Linked DNA regions of Homo sapiens: region 2 is linked to region 1. A link is an interaction called in ENCODE POLR2A ChIA-PET data of the cell type or tissue named here. Cell type or tissue: Panc1. All regions are shown on one strand. Each heading gives the region's core, and the rest is flanking DNA. Links, peaks and the distances in the headings are about the cores only. Region 1 overlaps TM4SF4 (transmembrane 4 L six family member 4). Region 2 has its middle 47 kb from the start of WWTR1-AS1.

Evidence for each region. ChIA-PET counts read pairs that join two places held together with the same protein. Peaks named below come from ENCODE experiments on the same cell type or tissue, not always from the same donor. Only the 100,000 strongest peaks of a DNase experiment are listed, where the experiment ranks them.
Region 2: POLR2A ChIA-PET joins it to region 1 with 6 read pairs; 2 of 35 experiments call an interaction of 5 or more read pairs at or near these places.

What each region holds. Positions count from the first base shown.
Region 1 is chr3:149,492,731-149,495,646 of GRCh38, reverse strand. The region is part of intron 3 of TM4SF4 (transmembrane 4 L six family member 4); the gene reads right to left. It also overlaps the pseudogene EEF1A1P45. Among named protein-coding and RNA genes, the nearest start is that of TM4SF4, 19 kb to the right of the region's middle. RefSeq lists a silencer at 1,203-1,352. In Panc1, for the core only: CTCF peaks have their summits at 1,007 and 1,283 (motif pointing left); a DNase peak (open chromatin) is centred at 1,276; H3K27ac peaks cover 2,500 bases.
Region 2 is chr3:149,703,532-149,706,447 of GRCh38, reverse strand. It overlaps a transcript of WWTR1 not described here. Among named protein-coding and RNA genes, the nearest start is that of WWTR1-AS1, 47 kb to the right of the region's middle. In Panc1, for the core only: no CTCF peak of the experiment used is centred there; no DNase peak of the experiment used is centred there; H3K27ac peaks cover 427 bases.

The DNA of each region.
Region 1 (2,916 bases), core at 304-2,803:
GCAGTGAAGCCAGCTGCTCCCATTGGTGGGTCATTTTTGCTGTTACCAGCAATGTTGCCATTACAAAAATCTTTGACAGATGCGTTCTTAACACTGAAGCCCACATTTTCCCCAGGAAGAGCTTGCAACATGGTGCATTTCAACAGACTTTAGTTGTAACGTTGACTGGAGCAAAGGTGACCACCATGCTGGGTTTGAGAACACCAGTTTCCACTTAGCACATAGGGACCAATGCCACCAACTTTGTAGACATCTGGAGGGGCAGATGCAAGGGCTTGTCGGTTGGATGAGTTGGTGGTAGGACACAGTCCAGACCTTCAAGCAGCATGGTTCCATTGGCATTGCCATCTTCATGGGTGACTTTACATCCCTTGAACCAAGGCATGTTACTACTTGGCTCTAGCATATTGTCACCATTCCAACTGGAAATTGGTACAGCTGCTGCTGTGCTGGGGTTGTAGCCAATTTTCTTAATGTAAGAGCTGACTTTCTTAATGATTTTCTCATGTCTCTTCTGGCTGTAGAGGGGCTCTGTGGAATCCATTTTGTTAACACCAACAATTGGTTGTTTCATCCCCAGTGTGTAAGCACGAAGGGCATGTTCATGGGTCTGCCCATGGAGATATCGGCTTCAGATTCACCAACACCAACAGCAACAATCAGGATAGCACAGTCAGACTGAGATGTGCCTGTAATCATGTTTCTGATAAAGTCTCTGTCCTGAGCATCAATGACTCATGCAGTACTTGCTGGTCTCAAACTTCCACAGGGTGATGTGTCACACTCACACTCATCTTACCATTTATTCAAGACCCAAGCATACCTGAAAGAGCTCTTTCCCTTCTTAGCAGCCTCCTTCTCAAATTCATCGATGGTTCTTTGGTGATTTATATCATGTTTGTCGATCAGTTGGCAAGTAGCAGTGGACTTACCTGAATCTACGTGTCCAATAACGACGATATTGATATGAATCCTTTTCTTTCCCATTTTGGTTTTGATTTAGGGGTGGTTTTCATGACACCTGTGTTTTGGTGGCAAACCCGTTGTGAAAATGCCTTTTTTTTTCCAACATGAAACACCCATCTTTCTGTTCTGCATTTTTCCATTTAGTCCTTTCTATCTTTACAATTTTAAAACTTGGTAATTATAAAAGGTTATAAAGATGCAATATTTTCCAGGCACACTTTATGAAGAAAAGATCCTGAGGTGAAAGAATTGGCAATCCTGAGTTTCGGGCCTCTTTGGAGAGCCTGCACAGCAGTGGCATGACAGCACCTCCTGGTGGTAGGATTTGTGAAACGTTTACGGCGAACGTAGAAGCAAGGATTGAATTTGGTTGCCTGGAGAAATCATGAGTTCCACTCCTGCTGCAGCCTCACCCCTCACAAACCACCACATAGCCACACTCAGGCCCTTCTTCTCTCCCTTCAAACTCTCTGGTTCTGGCAGTCTTTGAGAGTCTGGCAAAAAAGCCTGTGTTCACGTTCAGTTTGATCACTGTGTCCAACTCCCCAAACCCAGGGAGAGAGGGGTCCTCAGTTTTTCATGGACCTGGCAGTGAAGCAAGGAGAGCAGAAGCAGTTTAGATGCACTTAACTGACATTTTAAAGCATCCAATTATTATGCAGGTATTTCCACCTGAGCTGTAGTAATCCCATCAAAGTGGGAGCAGAAAGGCACGAATTTCACAGAACTCTCTTCTCAGCTGAAGACAGAAACCAGGGGGCCTGAATACGAATGCTTTGCTGGCGCGCTCTGTCTGGTGAATTCAGATGCCACCTCCTCTGGGAGAAGCTCCACAATGCTTCTGCCCTCAGCCTGGGTTTGGTTTCCTTCTGTGCTCCCCAGCGCTCTGTGTTTCCGCCCCTGTTGTACAGAGCCCCTGGACCCTGCGCTGCCATCACCTGTCCATTTGTTTGTCCTCTCTTCAGGACGATAAACTTCCAAGGGCAAAGACCATGTGCCACTGTCTCTGTCCCCAGTTCCAGCACAGGCAGTGCTTCATAAATAGCAGCAGCTCTCATTTCCTGGGTCCTCTAGTGCCAGGCTCTGGGCTAGCTGCTTTCCATCATCTTTCCTAATGCTCCAAGGAGATGCTACTTTATTTGAACAGTGCTTGGCATAGAGTAACCTTCAGTAAACACTCACTGAATGAATGAACATATACCCATTTTACAGATTAAGAAGGTGAGGCTAGTAAATGGAAGTGCCTGGGTTTGAACTTAGGTCTGTCTGACTCCAAATCCAGTGCTCTGACCCATTACACAAATGCCCTTTGTTGGAGTAGTTATTTCCTTAGCATATTTGAAATGATTTATTTATGACATTTGATTTATACATCTATAATAGTATGTGAATCAAGGGTTACTTATATCACAATAAAGAGGTTTTTTTTGAGCCTTATTTATGCCTGGTTGAAATTAAGTCACAGAATCATTATAAAAGCATAACATTTTTAAAGTTTTAATGCATAAAAATAAATTCCATTTACCATAATACTTTATATTCATAAAAATGAATAATAAGGCTGAATCAAGCAAGTATGTGGTAGGAACTGTGCTGAGTGCTTTATGTACCTTGTGTTATTTACTCTTACCTGAACCTGTGAGGTGGATGTTGCTGTTACTCCCATTCATTTCACAGATGAAGCCTGAGAGATAAATGGTATATGGCAGAGGTGTGGCTAGACCCTAAGTCAGCCAAGGGCAAAACTGGCTCCTAACATTTGTGAACTGTTTCTGGTTCATGAAAGCTAAGATTACATGGTGCAAATCCAATCTCATCCTATTAAGGTGGCTTTCAGCTCTTGGGAATATGTTTACAAGCAGCTTATGATGTTCTTTGCTAATAAGTAATTTCTGAAGTGCAAATCCAGATGGTCTTAGCTGAATGTCAAGGCAGAACATTTAACTGTGT
Region 2 (2,916 bases), core at 126-2,625, 210 kb before region 1:
ACTCGGGAGGCTGAGGCAGGAGAATCTCTTGAACCCAGGAGACGGAGGTTGTGGTGAGCCGAGATCACGCCATTGCACTCCAGCCTGGGCAACAGGAGTGAAATTCTGTCTCAAAAAATAAAAGAAGTCAGTGTTAGTAGAAATACTAAGGTTTACAAATATTTAAATGTGAACATTATAGAATGTGCACGAAAAATTTACATGTGAACATTCTTTTTCTTTTTTTCTTTTTTATTTTTTCTTTTGAGACAGAGTCTCTCTCTGTCACCCAGGCTTGACTGCAGTGGTATATTGTGTGATCTCAGCTCACTGCAGCCTCCACCTCCCAGGCACAAGCAATCCTCCTGCCTCAGCCCCTTATCCTGAGTAGCTGGGACTACAGGCACATGCCACCACACCTGGCTAATTTTTGTATTTTTTGTAGAGACGGAGTTTCAAATATTGCCCAGGCTGGTCTCAAACTCCTGGACTCAAGCAATCCACCCGCCTTGGCCTCCCACAGTGCTGGGATTACAGAAATGAGCCACCGCACTGCAACATTATTTTTCAGGGCTGTGTGGCATAGTAGTTAAATAAACAGATTTTGGAGTTTGAATTCTAGCTCCTCCTCTTACCCAATTATATGAAACTTTGAGAAAATTACTTAATTAGCATAACTTCATTTTGAAAATTATAACTATTTTTGCCAGTTGGAATTGTCATGAGGAGTGCACAAGCTAATATATGTTTTCAGTGCTTAATGATTAGTTGTCCAGGTTAGCTATTCTTACTGTGGTTTTGTTGATATATAAGGATTAAGAAGAAATCCCTGCTATAATCTATTTTGCAATCCAACTCCAAAACACTGAGCATTTGCTTTCAATTTCCTGCCCAACAGATATATGTTTTGGAATCAGGGTTTCTCCCCCTAAGTGTTACTTTAAAGTTCTACCTACTGTTTCACTTTATTTTGTAGAAACTGAAAATGGCATCTTGTCTCTTGTACAACTACAAGTTCATGATTACTATCTCATATTGTTTTCTGACATTTGAATTCTTGGTCTTGATACCTGCTTTTTCCCTCTGAAAGCTTGTTGGATTTTCTCCTATTTCTAAGGGTCTGACATTTCACAATGGTCTATTTTCATCCATTGTCTAGGTATTTTGGGGGCGCTATCAATCTGGCAGCTCACATCCTTTGGTTTTTGAAATCTTGAATTATTGATTTATTATGAGCTCCTCCCCATCAATTTTTCTGTTCTCTTTCTTTCTGGAACTCCTGTTTATTGAAATATTGTACCTTGTAGACTGATCCTCTGATTGTTTTTTCTTTCCTATTGTCCTTTTCTTTGTCTTTTAGCTTTATTTTCCTAGTTTCTCAACTTTATCATATAAACTGTCTAAGTTTTAAAATTCCATTATTATATTTCAAATTTCTAAGAGTTATTTTTTGTTCTTTTTATTTCATCCTGTTCTTATAACATCTTTTTACTTCTCTGAAGATATTATTAGCTTTTTTAAAAGCTTTTATTTCCCTGCATATTCTCAAGACTTTGTTTCCTCTCTAATTTTTGTTTTGTTTTGTTTTTCGTTGTTTGTTGTTGTTGTTTTTTTTTTTTTAACTTTTGTGTGTTCTGTCTCTCTCTTCTTTGGTAGGGGCTTTTTTCAGATGTCTGATAATTCTGGCCCTTCACTTGTATTTTAGAGCTAATGGGCACCTCTGTGCCATGGATGAAGCTTGTTACCTTTTGTCTTTAGAATGATCAGTCTGGGCCATTTCTATGGGAGGGGGATGTCCTTGTCTTTAGGTCTTTTTTCTTGGTCTGAGCAAGTTTTCTAGAAGGTAAATGTCTCCTCTCCTTCCTAGAATGGTTCCTTATGCTGGCTGCCTCTGTTCTGGAGGTTGAATTTGGACTGAGAATAGTGCTTCATTATATAAGCCTTTTTTCAAATCTGTCTGCTTTCAGCATAATATTCCCAGTCTTTATCGTGCCTAGTGTCCTAGCTCTGGCTTAGAGACCCTCTGTTATATCTTCTGCAGCAGTCACTAAACTGCATTTGGGAGGGAGGCTTTTGGGGTAGCCTACCCTGGGAAATGGCTTGCTTCTTGGTTTCCCCTGTGCTGATTTAGAATTTAGCCTTCTTAGTTTGTTACGTGATATGCAAAGTATCCTATTTTTTAGCTCTTAAAATTTTGTTGCTGTCATTATTTTCTCCCCCTTTTAATTTGTTAAAATCCTTTTATTTTTAATTTAATAGAGGTTTGGGGGTAAACACATTTGTTCAATCAGCCATCTTTAATCAGCATTTTTAAAAAGATATTCTTGGCCAGGCATGGTGGCTCATGCCTGTGATCTCAGCATTTTGGGAGGCTGAGGTGGGAGGATTGCTTGAGCTCAGAAGTTCAAGGCTGCAATGAGCCATGATCATGCCACTGCACTCCAGCCTTGGTGACAGAAGGAAAGCCCATCTCAGAGGTTTATCAGTCCATTCTTGTGTTGCTATAAAGGAATACTCAAGCTTGGTGATTTATAAGGTAAAGAGGTTTATTTTGGCTCATGGTTCCACAGGCTGGATGAGAAGCATGCGCCAGCATCTGCTTCTGATGGGGACTCAGGAAGCTTCCAATCATGGCAGAAGGTGAAGGGGAGCTGATGTGTCACATGGCAAAGAGGGAGCAAAAGAGACAGTGAGGAATTGCTAGGCTTGTTTTAAACAACCAGATCTCTTGTGAACTCATAGAGTGAGAACTCACTCATTATGTCGAGGACAGCACCAACCCTCTTATGAAGGATCCACCCCCATGACGCAAACACCTCCCAAGAGGCCCACCTCCAACACTGGAGGTCACATTTCAACATGAGACTTGGAGGGTATAAACATCCAAACCAAAATGAGGGTGGGGAGGAGATATTCTTAATGTAATACTTTTTTTCT